2 separate regions of the Mus musculus genome follow, and region 1 is linked to region 2. A link is a loop called in an ENCODE intact Hi-C map of the cell type or tissue named here. Cell type or tissue: gastrocnemius. All regions are shown on one strand. Links, peaks and the distances in the headings refer to the core of each region. The heading gives the core; the rest is flanking DNA.

Region 1 (8,329 bases), core at 289-8,288, 220 kb after region 2:
TCCCACCTTACTTTCTGAGACAAAAGTCTCTCCCTGAACCCAGTGAGTAGCAAGCTCTGGGCAGGGGTCCTCTTGTCTGTGACCCCCTAACCCCGGGGCTGGGGTTACTGATGTGCTTGCTCTGTCACACCTGGCTTTTACACAGGTGGGTGGTGGGGATTTGAACTCAGTTCCTTGTACTTGTATGTAGGCACAACAATGGAGCTAGCATCTCCCCTCTACGAAGTACTTGTTAATGAATAGTGCAGTGTCTAACTATGGGCTTTAAATAATTTGCATTTTCACAGGCTTTGTTCAGCCCAGCCCATTTTTGCTCAACATGTATTTGTACCACAACACCTTAGCAGTGTGTGTGCGCGTGTATCCAGAAGATAATGAGAGATACCTTCCTCTATTGCGCTTTTTGTTCTGTTTTTGAGGCAGGGTCTCTCACTGAATCTGGAGCTTGCCAGTTTGGTCAGACTGGCTGGCCGGCCAGTGAGCTCCAGGGAACCCGCAAGCTCTGTGACCTTTCCCCATTCTTGGGGTTATAGAAGTCCACCACTGCTTTCAGCTTTTATGGGGGTGCTTTGGATCTGACTTCAGGTCCTCGTGCTTGCCAGCAAGCACTTTGCCAATGAGCCTCAGCCTATTTCTCAATTTTGAAAACAGTCATTTCATGTAGAACAGTGGTTCCCAACCTGTGGGTCATGACCCATTTTGGCAAGCCTCTAGCTCCAAAAAATATTTACATTACAATCCATAACAGTAGCAACATTACAGTTATGGAGTAGCAATGAATATAATTGTATGGTTGGAGGGGGTCACCACGACAGGACCCGTATTTAAGGGTCGCAGCTATAGGAAGGTTGAGAACCACTGATGTGTCTAAGAGGTAGCCACGTCTAACTCAGCACAGTGAGACCACGTCTCAAAAATAAAACCAAAAATCGCAGGAGGCTGTGGTGGACCACATCTTTAATCCCAGCACTTGAGAGGCGAGGGCTGGTGGAGCTCTGTGAGTTTGAGGCTAGCCTGGTCTACAAAGTGAGTTCTAGGACAGCCAGCGCTACACAGAGAAATCCTATGTTGGGATTAAAGGTGTGTGCCACCACCACCACCCAGCTGCAGCCTAATGATTTTAAAGCAAATCTCAGATATTATTTTATTTCAGTGTCAAATATTTGAGTGTGTTTCTAAACCATAAGGATTCTGTTTTTCATTTAGCCCTCTCACGGTAGTGTGGCTCATTCCTAGCATGGCTACCTACTGTTTTGATTTCTGCTCATCTGTATTCTTAAAGCTGGTTTATTCAGATTAGAACCTAGACAACTTCTACTAGACTTGCATTAGACTTTTTTTTTCTTAAAGATTTATTTATTATATCTAAGCACACTGTAGCTGTCCCCAGACACACCAGAAGAGGGCTTCAGATCCCACCATGGATGGTTGTGAACCACCATGTGGTTGCTGGGACCTGAACTCAGGAAGAGCAGCCGGTGCCCACAACCAGTGAGCCATCTCTCCAGCCCTGCACTAGAGTTTCTTAAGCTGCTTCTTAACATTCCTTACATTTATGGCCAGAGAATTGGCTTAGAGGTTATAAGAGCCCTGACTGATGGATGCTTCAGAGGACTGCAATTGGTTCCCAGCACCCACATCAGATGCCTCAAAACCCTGTGACTCCAGCTCCAGGGTTCCAAGTCAAGCAGAGGCAGATAGCATGCCTGCAGAGTCAGTTCTCTCTGTTTCAAGACAGCACCTTGCTGCTGTGTCCACCTGTGACGAAGGCAGAGGGCAAAGGTCAACTTATTTCCATCCATCCGTTCTGTGAGGTTCCTAAGAAACAGCTGCTGAAGGACCTGCCTCTTGGGGAACAAGTTTCCAATGAGAGACTCTGCTAAAAGTACAAGGGATGGCCAGCACCTGAAGAACAATACCCAGGACTGGCCTTTGGCTTCCGTGTTTACATACAAAAGTGCACCTGAACACACCCGAATACACACACATGCACTACCAACAAAGCTCAAGAGACACTGTCATTTTTTCCCCCAGATTTCCAGGAGACAGAACCTGGTGCTGGTGTGTGTGTGTGTGTGTGTGTGTGTGTGTGTGTGTGTACACAATGAAATATCATCTTTCTGCTCCCGATTTGAAGGTACTTTTAACCAGGTAGGCAAGAGGCCTTGAGCAATAGTGTGGGGCACAGCCGGCTGTATTAGCTATTTTACTGTTGCTGTGATAAAACACCCCAGCAAAAGCAACTTAGGGAAGAAAAGTTTAGAGGGATAGAGCCCCTCTTGTATGGGAATTTTTGACTGGATGACAGGGCCAGGAGACTAGCTGTTCACATATTCATCCATAAACAGGAAGTAGAAAGAGAGAGAGAAGGAAGTAGAATAAGACCATAACCCTTCAAAGCCCACCTCCAGCAAGCCTCTACCTACTAAAAGATCCATAACCATCCAAACACTACCAACATCTGGGACCAAATGTTCACATACATGAGTCTATGAGAGATAGTTCTCACTCAAACCACTGCAGTGGCCGAGCCTTTGCTGACGTTGTTCTCCAGGGAAGTGACATCATCTGTGTGCGTGATGAGGTGACTCTCAGTCAGTTGGATCTGCTCTGTGTCTGCAGTTCCACGGTTGCTTGAGCATCTCTGCTTCGGGGGCAAGTGATCAGATTGTCTGGGCTTCTGCTTATGTGGGAATGTGAATTTAGGCCTTAACGTTCATGGTCTTAATAGCTATGTCCGTGCCGTTGATTTCTGAATAGCGAGGTGAAGCCTGACCTACTCCAATACTTTCCATCAGGTTATGGAAGAAATTGCTTCCCAGGAAAAAAACATCATGGCTCTTGAAAATGCCATCACGCAGCAAGAAGGGCCAGCCAAGGTAGCACACACACGCCTGGAGACCAGGACGCACCGGCCGAACGTGGAGCTGTGTCGAGATATTGCCCAGTATCGGCTGATCAAGGAGATTCAGGAGATCAACCACAATGTTGCCAGGTGGGCCGGCCTGTGCTGGGGTGTGACTTCAGCCCGCACTGTAAATTGCAGTGTGGGGGCACAGCAAAGGGTGCTGCTGGCTCTGTAGCATTGGAAGGATGCCTTCCTAGTTGTCAGGCCTGCTAACTCCAACCAAAGCAGCTGTCGTTCATGAAGCAGAGCTCAATGTCAAGACATTTTGTCATAATGTCCAAATCCAGATGTTAGGTAATATCTGCCATTTTAAGTGTTGGCTTTTCCTTTTCAGTGCTGAAAATAAAGCCTAGGGCCTTGGGTTTGCTATGCAAGAACTCTGTCGCTGAGTAAGATCTCCCAACTCTTGCTCTGAGACCAGTTCTTATTAAATAGGTTAGGGTGACCTTGAACTTTCTATGTAGCCCAGGCTGGCTCTTCAGTCATGACCCATCCTTTGAGCACTGGTATTAAAGGTGTATGCTGCTACTTCTACCAACATGTGTCATAAGCCTGGCTGTAGCCAGCAGCCAGGAAGCACTGCCTAGAGAAGCAAGGGAAATAAAAATATCAGTTTGACTGCATATCCAAGCACGTTCCCTCTCCCACTGGAACAAAGGATCCAGAGCATGTGATTATCCCTCACGCTGTTCTTCTCTCAGGTTAAAGGAAACCCTGGCCCAGGCTCAGACGCAGCTGAAGGCCCTGTACCGCAGGCAGCTGGCCCTGCAGGAGGAAATCCAGGTGAAGGAGAACACCATCTATATCGACCAGGTGCTGTGTATGGAGATGAGGAAGTCCATCCCACCTCGAGACGGCGACGACCATGGGGCCTGGGAGGGGGGCATCCGCGCAGAGGCCATCTGCTGATAGGAGCCATTCAGAGCCTTATTAAACTGCATCGTAAGACAAGAGTTAGCACAGAGCTCTCATTTCAGGTGGGTGGAACTTTGGGCAGCCTGCCGCAGCCTCTTGGCAGGACACCTCAGGCCGGCTTGGGTCTGTGACCTGGGGACAAGGTTCTGTTCTACTATGGTTGTTGGTGAGGAAGATACCTCACAATTTAATGCTAGGTGTCAGCACCAGACATAGGGATCGCAGAGGTCTTGGGGCCAGGGGATGGAGCCATTAGAGAGTCATCCTACTCTCAAGCTGGGGCTGGGTTTTCTATCCAAGGGATCCCTTCCTTTCTCATGGAATAGGATGCAATCCATTTGCCCTAGGAAGCTTAGATGCCCCCTCCCACCTCCTGGCAGTTCATCGCAAGTCCATGCAAGTGTCAGAATCAGATGAAAGAGAAGGCTGTTAGGAGAAGATAGGGCTCTCGCTTGTTTAGAGGTTTAAAGCTGAATCTAGCGGGCAGGGAGGAGGCAGCAGAATTGCTTGTGTCCGTGTCTGTGAAGTCAGAAAGGAAATGTCCCTGGCTCAAAGACCAGGAGAGGGTTCTGAAAGCAGCGGCCACGTGTGCTTGCTCTAGGATTCTACACTAAGAGCTGCTGCAGTTTCTGATCGACAGCTGGAAAAGACAGCAACCTGGGCTAGGAAGGCAGGTCTCTGCCCAGCCTGCATCTTTCAGCGCCCCCATGTGGTGGCAGGAAGTTTTATACTCCTTTAAGTTTTCCTTCCTGAAGAGAAACTCCATCGTTTCATGTTTGATTCTAGACTATTTAGTAGTCACTGCGTGTTTTTATTTTGTTGCATTTTTCACTCTAAAAAAATTAGCAGTAATAAAAAAGAAAAAATTAATTTGAGCTGTGGATTCAAATTCAAGCTATGGATTTGAATCTCTTAACAATGGTTAAGAGTAAAGGGGTCAAGGAATAGGCAAGATGGCTTAGGCACTTATGGCCAAGATTGAAGACCTGAGTTTGATTGATATCTGGGACCCACATGGTGGGAGAACTGACTCCCACTAGTGGTATTCTAACTTCTACACGTGCTCCATGGCCACTCCCCCCCCCCGCCCCACCCCAAACACACAGCTGGTGTATGTGCATGTAATAAAAAAAACAATTCTTTATAGAGACTAGGTGTTGGTGAGGATGGGGAGACAGCTCAGTGGGTAAAGTGTGGGTATAAGAACCTGAATTTGGATCCTGAACACCCATATGAAAAAAAAATCTATCCATGGCCGTGTGTGTGGTCCCAGTGCTGGAAGACGGAGGCAGGAGGATTCTGTCACTGGACAGCCGGTCTAGCCACACCAGTGAGCCCCAGATTCAGCAAGACACCCCCATCTTAAAAAAATAACAAGGTGGCGGCTGGAGAGATGGCTCAGCGGTTAAGAGCACTGACTGCTCTTCCAGAAGTCCTGAGTTCAATTCCCAGCAACCACATGGTGGCTCACAACCATCTGTAACAGGATCTGATACCCTCTTCTGGTGTGTCTGAAGACAGCTACAGTGGTGTACTTACATACATAAAATAAATAAATCTTTAAAAACAAAACAAAACAAGATGAACAGCAATAGAGGAAGAACTCTGATGTTGACCTATGACCTCTATATACCTGCATGGGTTCGCTCTCCCCCCCCCCCCCCACAGCCTAGCATTACTGTAGATGGAGTGAGATAGTCTGTGTTTAGAGCCCTGCCCTCAGCCTGTCTCAGAAGGAAGTAAATAACTACAAGCCTTTTGGAACACAACCCCCATGTTGCCACAATTCCAACTGCACAGGGATCAGTTTTTACAGTATTGTTTTCCTCCCAATTGTGTGTTGCAACCATGCTCCACATTGCTGCACCATTGCTACAACGATTACACACCTCCTGAAAGGTATGATTAAGCCATTTTCCACGTGGTCGCCATTGCTCTCCCAGAGAGAGCTCTGGCTGTCGACAGCTGCTTGGACTAAGTCGCCACGGCTGCCTCTGCTCTGTGTTAACTTTTGGAATCCTGACACCTAGTGGACAGTAGGTGGTGAGCACCAGCTCCAGCCAGAAAACCAGGAGACCTGGATTCTAGAACTGACCCTGCCAGAAATGTGTCTCTCCCTCTTAGGGTCACCAGTAGAATGAGAGGATTGAGTAGAGAGCCTAGAGGCCCTCCCATGTCTGACACTTCCTAGATCTGGGGCACTTCATGGGTGCACGAAACCATCTCAGGATACGGATCCCACTTCCAGGAGGTTAGGAGCTGGATATTTATTCTCTGCTATCAGCAAGTGACTGAACTGAAATGGAAAGACCCAATGCCGATTGGTGTTCTGTGACTCAACCACTCAGGGTCTGAACACCACCCTTCTGAATGCCTTCTCACACCCTGAGTAAGGTGTGAACTCTCTGCCTCAGGGCCCAGTGGAAAGTTTGTGGGCGCTCTGCTGCTCTGGTCCGGAAGGGCAAAACTATCTTCTTTTCCAACCGAGGGCAGACCTCAGAGCTTCTGCCGACTCAACACAGGGATGGGGCCCGACAACAACATTCTAGGAAACGGCCAGCACCGTTCTAGGAAAATCATCCCCAGGCTCTGAATTTGTTTAGTGCCAGGCTCTGCATTAGATACAGCGCAGAGCAGATCCGTGATCAGTCAGCCTGTGGAGGATCCAGAACATGTTTCACAGCTTCCTGAGCCTCAGTTTCCCCATCTGTAAAGAGGGATCATAAAACCCAGGCCAGACCAATAAAAAAAAGTCATGCAATGCAATTTGGGCAGGCATTGTGGGGAACATGATTTACATTTCTCCATATATAAATATGAAATCCAGGAGCACCACAATTCCCAGAGGGCAAACTTGTCTTTGTTCACTTTGTCACTTTCTGGCACTCGTCTGGAATGAGGACGTTTCAACCAAGAAAGTTGTCCTGGTCCATTTTACAGGGGACATCTGCAGTAGCCCGAGGCTGTCAAAATCTTGGTAGCTACCAAGTCCACCAGCTACAGTCCTCTCTACCCATTCAAACCAGATGTCTTTTCATGATAACGTAAGCCATATTCTTGATAGGTGCAGTGGGGATTCATCTTGTGAGGATAGTGAGTCCAAGGCCAGCCTGGGCTACATAGTCCAAGGCCAGCCTGGGCTACATAGTGAGGCACTATACAGAAAATAAGCAAGAACATTATTTGTAGGCAATAAAAATTTTAGATGCTATCCTTTAAGTCACGTGTCATTTAAACTTGAGCTTTGTTAAACAGGACTAAAGTTGAACTTGTCCATAATCAATACGAAAGAGAGAGAGAGAGAGAGAGAGAGAGAGAGAGAGAAAGTATTAAAGTTTCACCTTTTCATGGTTCGGTTAGCTCAGCAAGGAGTGGAACCGGGTTCCACTATGAGAGGTGACAGGTTGAGCTAAACAGAGGGGTGGAGGGCCAGGGATTTCCTGCATGGGATCAGTGACTTTAAAAGTGTCCTGATGGGGCTGGTGAGATGGCTCAGTGGGTAAGAGCACTGACTGCTCTTGGGAAAGTTCTGAGTTCAAATCCCAGCAACCACATGGTAGCTCACAACCACCCATAATGAGATCTGACGCCCTCTTCTGGTACGTCTGAAGTCAGCTACAGTGTACTTACATATAATAAATAAATAAATCTTAAAAAAAAATATGTCCCGAGAGCTTGCTGCTTCTTGCTGTCCAGTTTGGACATCATCTATGAATCCAAAACTGGCTTTTGTCATCCTCACTCTACCAGCTCCTTAACCTAGCATTCAAATTTTCCCAAAGTGTGAGAAATAATTGTCTACTCTTATTTTTTTCTGTTTGTTGTTGTTTTTTGGAGACAGTGTGTAGCCCTGGATGTCCTGGAACTCACCAAAATGGCTAACCCTTTCAGACCGACAGCCACTCGGTGCCAAGGTCTTGACTTCTAATCCAGCCATAAAGCATTTTCAAACAGGTTCATTTTACAGGCAGCACATTTACTTTGCACTACTACTGCAAATGGGCAATTAGAACTGTCTGTGTGGTAGGAAGCGATGATGAAGGTGAATATGCTGAAAACAAGGTCATAAAACTTAAAGCCAACTAAAACAGTGTAAAAAGCAGCGGTCTTATGAGCTGTGTGTCGGCTCACGCCCGTCACTTCAGCATCCACAGAAGACCCTCAAGCTGAGGACTCCCATCCAAAAGACCTGTTTGATAGCGTGTTTGGAGGTTCTAGCAGGTGAACATAGCTACCCTTAACTGAAGGCTGGCCCTCCTGCATTCAGGGAAGGTTGTGAAGAACATGGAGTTGTGAGGGAGGAGGGGGACACCTGCCTAGCCAGATAGATCAGCTTAATCAACCCTGGCAATCAGTGGAGTGACACATGTTGCAATCAGATCTCGTCCAGAAAGATCTATTTGAAATTAACACTCACCTTTCATGTTGGGGTCCAGGCGTCACTCCACAAACCACAGGAACACGGATCTCAGTCTCACCGGGATAGTCTGTCGAGCGTTTCCCCCC
Region 2 (8,329 bases), core at 153-8,152:
CTATTTCTTCAGCCCTCTGACTCATCTCTCTAGCTCTAATTTTTGGTTTTTGAGACAAGGTCTCATATAGCCCAGGCTGTTTTTGAACTTTCTATGTAGTCAAGAATGGCATTTAGTTTTAAATTTTATTCTATGGGCCTTTTGTACTATATGCATGCAGTGCCCATGGAGGCCAGTGGATGCTTTGAACTAGAAAGAGTCAATTGTGAGCCACAATGTGGGTGCTGGACCTGGGTCCTTTGGAAGAGCATCAAGTGTTTGTTTGTTTGTTTATCTCTCATATATTATATCCTAGCTGCAGTTTCCTCTCCCTTTCCTCCCCCCAACCGCATTTCCCTCACATCCACCCCACCTCCACCTCCCCTCAGAAAAGAGCAGGCCTCCCAGGGGCATCAACCAAACAGATTACAATAAGACCAGGCACATATTCTCACAGCAAGTCTGGAAGAAGCAACCCAATAGGAAGAAAACGGTCCCAGAGGCAGGCAAAAGAGTCAAAACCAGCCTCCACTCCCACGGTTAGAAACCCCACAAGAGCACTGAGCTACAAAATCATAACATATATGCAGAGGACCTAGGTCAGACCCATGCAGACTTCCTGATCTCTGTGAGCCCACTTGAGTCCCAGTCTGTTGGCAAAGTTCTCGTGATGTCCTTGACCCCCTCCCCCGCACCCCCCCCCCCCCCGGCGTGCAGAACTCTTCGAGCTAGCTAGCTCTGCCTAATATTTGTCTGTGGGACTCTCCATTGAACCCAGGGCTTAGTGTACTCCAGGCAAACGTTCTACCAACTGAGCTGTCTCTGGCCCCACAGAAGGGTATTTTAAGGTGATGCAGAGGAGAGACTGCAGAGGCCTGGTGATTAGGGAGGTAAGGTTGATGGTGTTCCACTGAGCTTGATGAATGACGCGTGGGAAGAGGGAGACCAACAGAGTGGAACAATGGAGTAGGCGTGTGGGAAGGAGTAGCTGAGGAGAGAAGAGTGGGGAGTTGAGGTGGACACAGGAGGGGCCTAAGATGAGTTGGTGGAAGGTGAAGGCGTCTGTCTGTCTGTGTGTTTCCTCTTTCCTTCCCCAGAGAGTGCAGAGCGGCAGTGGAGGGGCTTTGAGGACAGGCAACTTGCTGCAGTGGAGCGGAGGATGGGAAGGCAAGCCTCCCGGGGAGGGAGGGAGTTTTCTGGGCACTGCCTTGCACCTGCTGGAGTTTCGTGGGATGAGTTTACAATGAGTTCCCTGCAAGCACGGTCTGTTCTTCCTCTTTGGTTCCATCTAGCTGTGTGGGTGCAGGTGTGAAATGGAGGGCTGGGGCGGGGGCTTTGGCAGATCAGCCAAGGGAGGAGAAACCTGGGAGAAGAGCTATGGGTGATGATAGAGACCTATCATGAATCGGCAAAAGAGGGAGTGAGAAAACAGGTCCTGATGGCTAGGGACCATGGCATGCGCTCAGGAGCTTCGAGGTTCCCATGGACTGTAGTAGGACTAAGGAGAGTGCCACGGTGTAGGGAGGAGAACGATGGGGCGATGGGGCGTTTTGATCTGGGGGTGAGGGGTGGGGGCGGGGGAGTATGTGCTTTAAGTCATGAGTCTAAAGGTGGTGCTGATGTGGGTAATCCTCATGGGATTGCTAGGGTAACGTGATTGTTTACAAGAGGGTCCAGAGGTCCAGATGGTGAAAGGGCCATCTCTGTGGCTGGTGATATCACCTGAATGGGTCACCAGGGAAGATAGAAAGAGAGTAAACTACTATCCAAGTCCTAGGAAAATTAGGGATGACTAGGAAGCCTACAGAGACCATGGCAAGGAAGCCAGGGAGGAAAACCATATGGCCGGGTCTGTTGCTGTGACCATCATAGAAATTAGAGATGGTTTTATTTTAATTAATATAATTTTAAAATTTCTTTGAAAAAGTCACTTTTTTAAAAAGAGGAGATGTATCTCTCTTTTAAGATTTATTCGTTAATTTTATGTACGTGAGTTCACTGTCACTCTCTTCAGACACACCAGAAGAGGGCATCAGATCCCATTACAGATGGTTGTGAGCCATCATGTGGTTGCTGGGATTTGAACTCAGGACCTCAGCAGTCAGCGCTCGTAACCGCTGAGCCATCTCTCTAGGCCAAAGTTACATACTTTTGTTGATCATATTCACCCCTTGCCCCCTGCCTCCAATTCTCCTGAACCGCTTCCCAGCTCCATGTTTTCTTCTCTTTAGTAACTCTCTGAGGCCTGTGTGTTCTTGGTTTTGGGATATTCACTGGAACATTAGTAATCTATCAGCGGTAATACTCCCAAAGAAAAATGACTCTTTTTTTAGTAGCCATCAACTGACAACAGGTCTTCAACCAGGGGTGGGGTCTTGTGAGCCCCTCCCTCATCTGTGTTAGAATTTGATGGGTTAAACCTTGTATCTGTGAATCTGTGAATCTAACACCTGTGTGGTGTCAAAGGGACAGCGTTTCACAGCCTCGCTCCCATCCTTCTGCTCCTACACTCTTCACAGCCTCTCTTCTGAAGTTTTCCCGGAGCCCTGGAAACGGAGTAGGGGTCGATTCAACCCACTTAGGGCTGAGTGCCTTGCAGTCTCCTCTCAGCGCTTGGACCAGTTATGAGTCTCTGAATTAGCCACTGCCCACAGACCAAGGCTGGGAGCAGCAGGCATTTATGGAGTAAATTGCTGATACAACTGAGGCCAGCCTGGTCTACAAAGTGAGTTCCAGGACAGCCAGGGTTATACAGAGAAACCCTATCTCAAAAAAAAAAAAAAAAAAAAAAAAAAAAAAGAAAAGAAAAAGAAAAAGAAAAAGGAGACAGGATGTCATTAGCTTTCTATGTAGACCAGGCTAGCCTCAAACTTCCAGACATTTGCTAGCTTCAGCCTGTGAAATTCTGGGATTAAAGGTCTGCACACTACACCCAGCTTATCTATTTTTGAGACAGGGTCTCTCTATGTAGTAGCCTTACTGACACCATTAACCATATATCTTTCTTTTTATTTTAGACTTTAAAATTTCTTTTCTTTTTAAAATTTTATTTATTTGTTTGTTTGTTTGTTTTTGTTTTCGAGACAGGGTTTCTGTATAGCCCTGGCTGTCCTGGAACTCACTCTGTAGACCAGGCTGTCCTCGAACTCAGAAATCTGCCTGCCTTCCCAAGTGCTGGGATTAAAGGCGTGCACCACCACCGCCCAGCTTAAAATTTATTTTTTGTGTAAGTGTTTTATCTGCATGTGTACATGTTCACCATATGTATACTTATTGCCTGTGGAGGTCAAAAGAGGGCATCGGATGTGGGAGAACTGGAGTTATGGGTGGTTGTGAACCATCATGGGGGTGCCGGAAACTGTGAAAGTCCTGTGCAAGAGCAGCAGGTGCTCTTAACTGACCTCTCTCCAGCCAGCAGGAAAGAATGTAGACTTTTTTTGTTTTTGCTTTTTTTAAATTAATTAATTAATTAATTAATCAATTAATTAATTATATGTGTATACGCTGTAGCTATCTTCAGATACTCCAGAAGTTTTCAGATTTTTGTTATGGATGGTTGTGAGCCACCATGTGGTTGCTGGACCTTTGGAAGAGCAGTCGGTGCTCTTAACCACTGAGCCATCTCACCAGCCCCCGAGGTACAGCATCTTAAGACCACTCTAAATTTACTAAGAAACTTTCTCACATTTTACCACGTCCTGGCTGACATTGCTTTTAATGGCCACAGGATGTCGCTCTCTACTGAAACCTGGAATTAATCTGTCTACAGGACTCCCTGATGAAAGATACTGTCTGCAATTCTGCTGTGCTCAGTCAGCTAGGAGGACCCCGGGCATGAAATCCTGTGACCCTCAGCTTTCAACAGCTGCTTCTGCTGTACCCTTTATGCCATCAGGACCCCTGCTGAAAACCACAACTGGTTTCTGCCACCTCAGATTTCTTCCTTGGGAATCCACACCATAACGTTTGGTTCTTTTGTTTTTGTTTTGTTTTCTGAGACAGGGTCTCACTACATGGGTTTGGCTAGCCTAGAACTTGCTATGTAGACCAGGCTGGCCTCTGCCTTCCAAATGCTTGGGTTAAAGGCATTAGGAGGTTAAGAGCACACCTCCTTTTCCAGGGAATATGGCTGTTCATTCCTTGTAGGCAACTGACTTTCTCAGGCTCCTGTAGGCTCCAGCCGAGGAAGATGTTTCCTCACCTAACAGACATATATTCATTCCCGTTCTCTGCCCTCCTCTTTTCTCTAGAAGCCCAGGATACTCTTGAACTCGCAATGTAGCTGAGTTTAGCCTTGAACTCCTGATCTTGCTAAGTGATAGGGTTATAGACAAGTGTCACCACATCTGGCTTATATATGTATATATGAATCTGCCTAGAGATTTTACTTTATTGTTTTTTTTTCCAAGATAGGGTGGTTCTGTGTAGCCCTGATTGTCCTGGAACTCACTCTGTAGACCAGGCTGGCCTCTGCCTTCTAAGTGCTGGGATAAAATAAAGGCTTGCATCAATACCACCTGGGGAGATTTTATTTTTATTTTTTGTTATTAATTAAAAGTTATTTTCAATTGTTGTATACGTACACATGATATGTGCATACAAGAATGGCAAGGTGTGCATCTGAAGGCCGGTAGGATATGTTTGTGAGTTAGCTCGCTTCTCCTACATTTACATGGGTTCTAGACACTGAGCTCAGACTTGCGAGGCTTGCACAGGAAGTGCCATTGCTGACTGAGCCATCTTACTGTCCTATTTTTGTTTAAAATTTATATATTTTTATTTTATGTGTGTTGTATTTTGCATGCATATATGGCTGCCCGCCATATGTGCAGTACCTGAAGAGGACAGAAGAAGTCATAAGTCCTCCCAGAACTGGAGTTTCATATGGTTGGAAGGTGCTGTGTGCAAGCAGAGAGCAGAACTTGGGTCCTCTGGAAGAGCAACCAGTGCTTTCAACCACTGAACCACCTCCCCAGCTCCCTACGTGTGTGTGGCTGTATAATTGGCTTGTGTGAGTTCAGTGCCCTAGAGACCAAAAGTGGGTGTCAGATCCCTGGTGTGGTGAGTCTCCTGATGGAGGTGCTGGGGATATAACTCCTGTTCTGTGAATAGGCAGTGGCTACTTGTAACTGTTGAGTTGAGCTTCTCTCCAGTCCCTCAGCTTCCCTTTTTTTTGAGACAGGGTCTCTGGTAGTTCAGCCTTGAACTTGCTATGTGTTTGAGAATGACCTTGAATTTCTGATATGATCTTCCAACCTCCAACTTTCCAGTACTGAGATCATAGACATGTGTCACCACATCTGGTTTATCCAATAACCATTTTCTTCTTCATGGACAGAGGTAGACTCCTGTGGTGTCCATCTTTCAAGCTTCTCTTGCTGCCAGAGCATTGGCTTGTGCTTTTATCTTGCTTCATAGGGTCTAGGAGAGAGCCACTTGGAGGGTTTCTAGTAAAGATCTTGGGCATTTTTTTTCCCTGATGAATACACACACACACACACACACACACACACACACGTATCGGAATTACTCTGCTCTCCTCTTGCATGTTTGATGAAAAACCTTAGAATGTGAGTGTGTAGCCAGCTCCAACAAGCTTCAAACCCTGCTGTTCTTGTCACTGGGTCCTGGCCACCACCGTGGGTCAAGGACAGACTTTGTGACTGATGGAGTGTTGCTGGAATCCTAGTTGTTTTAGCCTTTGTTGGTTGCCTCTGAGGAAGCTAGCCTCCACACGGGGAGGACATTCAAGCAGGGCCCTGTACAGGGTCCCTGTGGGGAGGGAAGCAGCAGCACCCACTTTTCAGTTACATGAGTGAGCAACTTCTAGCCTCATGGGGCCTTTGAGTTTTCTGCTGCCGGGAGCCCTCACTGCAGTGATACCCCCAACCCCCAGCCACCATCTTGCCTACTCCTGACTCCCTACCAGCTGAACCATGGGACAGAATACATGACTGCTGGAATCTAAAACTGTAAGCTTTGGGGGGATTTGCTAAAGCACCATAGATATGTCACCAGAGGCTTGCCTGTAAGACTTCCAAGAGAAGCCTGGCATGGTGACATATGTCTTTAGTCTCAGCACTTGGAAGGCAGGGGCAGAGGCAGAGGCAGAGGCAGAGGCAGAGGCAGAGGCAGAGGCAGAGGCAGAGGCAGAGGCAGAGGCCAGAGAGGCCAGAGAGGCCAGAGAGGCCAGAGAGGCCAGAGAGGCCAGAGAGGCCAGAGAGGCCAGAGAGGCCAGAGAGAGAGGCCAGAGAGGCCAGAGAGGCCAGAGAGGCCAGAGAGGCCAGAGAGGCCAGAGAGAGAAGCCAGAGGGCAGAGGGCAGAGGGCAGAGGGCAGAGGGCAGAGGGCAGAGGGCAGAGGCAGAGGCAGACAGATTTCTATGAGTTAGAAGCTAGCCTGGTCTGCATAGCAAGTTCCAAGCCAGTCAAGGCTATATAGGGAGATGATGATGATGATGGTGATCCTCCTCCTCCCCTTCCTCCCCTTCCTCCTCTCTCTCTCTCTCTCTCTCTCTCTCTCTCTCTCTCTCTCTCTCTAAGACTTCAGAGAGAAAAACAGGACCATGGACCATGATGACTTTGTGTCGCCCCTAAGCTAATGAACCACGAAGAAGCCGACTTCTCCACTTGTCATGAAACAGAATTCACATCCTTGTCTAGCTGCTGACCCATCTGCTGTTATTTGGACCTCGAGCTTCCTTATCTTCAAAAGAAGACCCTTGGGGATTTCTAAAAAGTATTTGCCTGGTGACTTTCTATCACTTTTTATCCTGTGAGGCTGGAAATTTCTTTCTTTCCTTTTTTTCATTAAAAAAAAAAAAAAGTCAGGTGTTGTAGTGCACGCCTTTTATCCCAGCACTCAGGAGGCAGAGGCCTGAGGGTCTTTGTGAGTTCAAGGCCTGTCTGGTCTACATAGTGAGTTCCAGGTCAGTCAAGCTAACACAGTGAGACCCTGTCTAAATTTGTAAAACATTGAATTTGGTATTATTATTGTATGTATGTATGTTAATAATGTGTGTGTGTGTGCCTCTGTGTGAGTGTGTGTGCACATATGCCACAGTGAACTTGTGGAGGCCAGAGAACATATTTGGGAGTTGGTTCTCTTCCACTGTGGGATTCAGGGATCCAATCAGGTTGTTGAACTCATGCTTTGGGCAAATGCTTTTCCCTATGAGGAGACATCTTGCTGGCTCTCTCTGTCTCTTTTGTCTTGTTTTTCTTTATTTACATTTACTGTGTGTGTGTGTGAGACACAGGTGCCACAGTCCATGTGTAGTAAGAGAAGAACTGGTGGGTATCAGTTCCCTCCTTCCGCCACACGGGTCACAGGAGTCAAGCTCGAGTTGCCAACAAGCACTCATGGTGTTGGTTGGTTTTGGAGACAGGGTTTCTCTGTGTAGCCCTGGCTGTCCTGAAACTCACTCTGTAGACCAGACTGGCCTCAAATTCACAGAGATTTGCCTAAGTGCTGGAATTAAAGATATGTGACATCACACACACACACAGTGTGTATATATATCACCCTTCAACCTGATTATCTTTGTTTTACTTTCAGTCTCTGAATTTGCCCAGAAAATTCAGGTGACCTCGCAAGGGCTGTCCTCCTGTGATGAGCGTTTTTTTACTTAACAATGATTTTAAGGTTCATTTTATGAGATGTGTCTGAAGCTGATTGTATCAATAAAGATAACTCACATCTTTTTTTATTTTCTCTGAGACAGAGTTTCTCTGTGTATCCTTGGCTGTTCTGGAACTCACTCTGACCTCAAACTCAGATATTTGCCTACTCTGCCTCCAAGTTCTGGGAAAAAGGTGTGTGCCACCACTGTCGGCTGAGAATTCACAAGTTTTAAACTCATCTATAGCATGTGTCTGCATGTTCTTTCTTTCTCTCTCTCTTTCTTTCTCCTTTTAAAACATTGTTTGTTTGTTTGTTTATTGTGTACGAGTACACTGTAGCTGTCTTCAGACATACCAGAAGAGGGTATCGGATCTTATCTCATAACCTATTACTGATGGTCATGAGCTACCATGTGGTTGCTGGAAATTGGACTCAGGACTTCTAGAAGAGCAGTTTGTGCTCTTAACCTACTGAGCCATCTTTCCAGCCCCTCCCTCCCTCCCTCCCTCCCTCCCTCCCTCTCTTCTGCCTCTGCCTCTCTCTCTCTCTCTCTCTCTCTTTCTTTCTTTCTTTCTTTCTTTCTTTCTCTCTTTCTCTCTTTCTCTCTTTCTCTCTTTCTCTCTTCCTCTCTTCCTCTCTTCCTCTCTTTCTCTCTTTCTCTCTTTCTCTCTTTCTTTCTTCTTTCTTTCTGAGACAGGTTCTCACTGTGCCAGGCTAGCTGTTAGTTTC

Evidence for each region. Hi-C counts contacts between places; a loop is a spot of excess contacts. Peaks named below come from ENCODE experiments on the same cell type or tissue, not always from the same donor. Only the 100,000 strongest peaks of a DNase experiment are listed, where the experiment ranks them.
Region 1: a loop joins it to region 2, with 10 times the contacts of the local background. A loop is called at or near these places in 32 of 42 quality-filtered maps.

Annotation. Positions count from the first base shown.
Region 1 is chr11:72,340,252-72,348,580 of GRCm38, reverse strand. Tekt1 (tektin 1) reads left to right here. Exons shown (of 8, transcript NM_011569.3): 7 at 2,799-2,995; 8 at 3,610-3,864. The coding sequence ends at 3,817. Gm51867 (a long non-coding RNA gene) reads right to left here. Exons shown (of 3, transcript XR_003949578.1): 2 at 8,241-8,329; 3 at 2,991-3,491. Among named protein-coding and RNA genes, the nearest start is that of Gm51867, 4.7 kb to the right of the region's middle. In gastrocnemius, for the core only: CTCF peaks have their summits at 4,529 (motif pointing left) and 5,859 (motif pointing left); DNase peaks (open chromatin) are centred at 4,512 and 5,844; H3K27ac peaks cover 857 bases.
Region 2 is chr11:72,559,845-72,568,173 of GRCm38, reverse strand. Gm51906 (a long non-coding RNA gene) reads left to right here. Exons shown (of 4, transcript XR_003949712.1): 4 at 3,749-4,357. Among named protein-coding and RNA genes, the nearest start is that of Spns3, 14 kb to the right of the region's middle. In gastrocnemius, for the core only: a CTCF peak has its summit at 3,694 (motif pointing right); a DNase peak (open chromatin) is centred at 3,761; H3K27ac peaks cover 317 bases.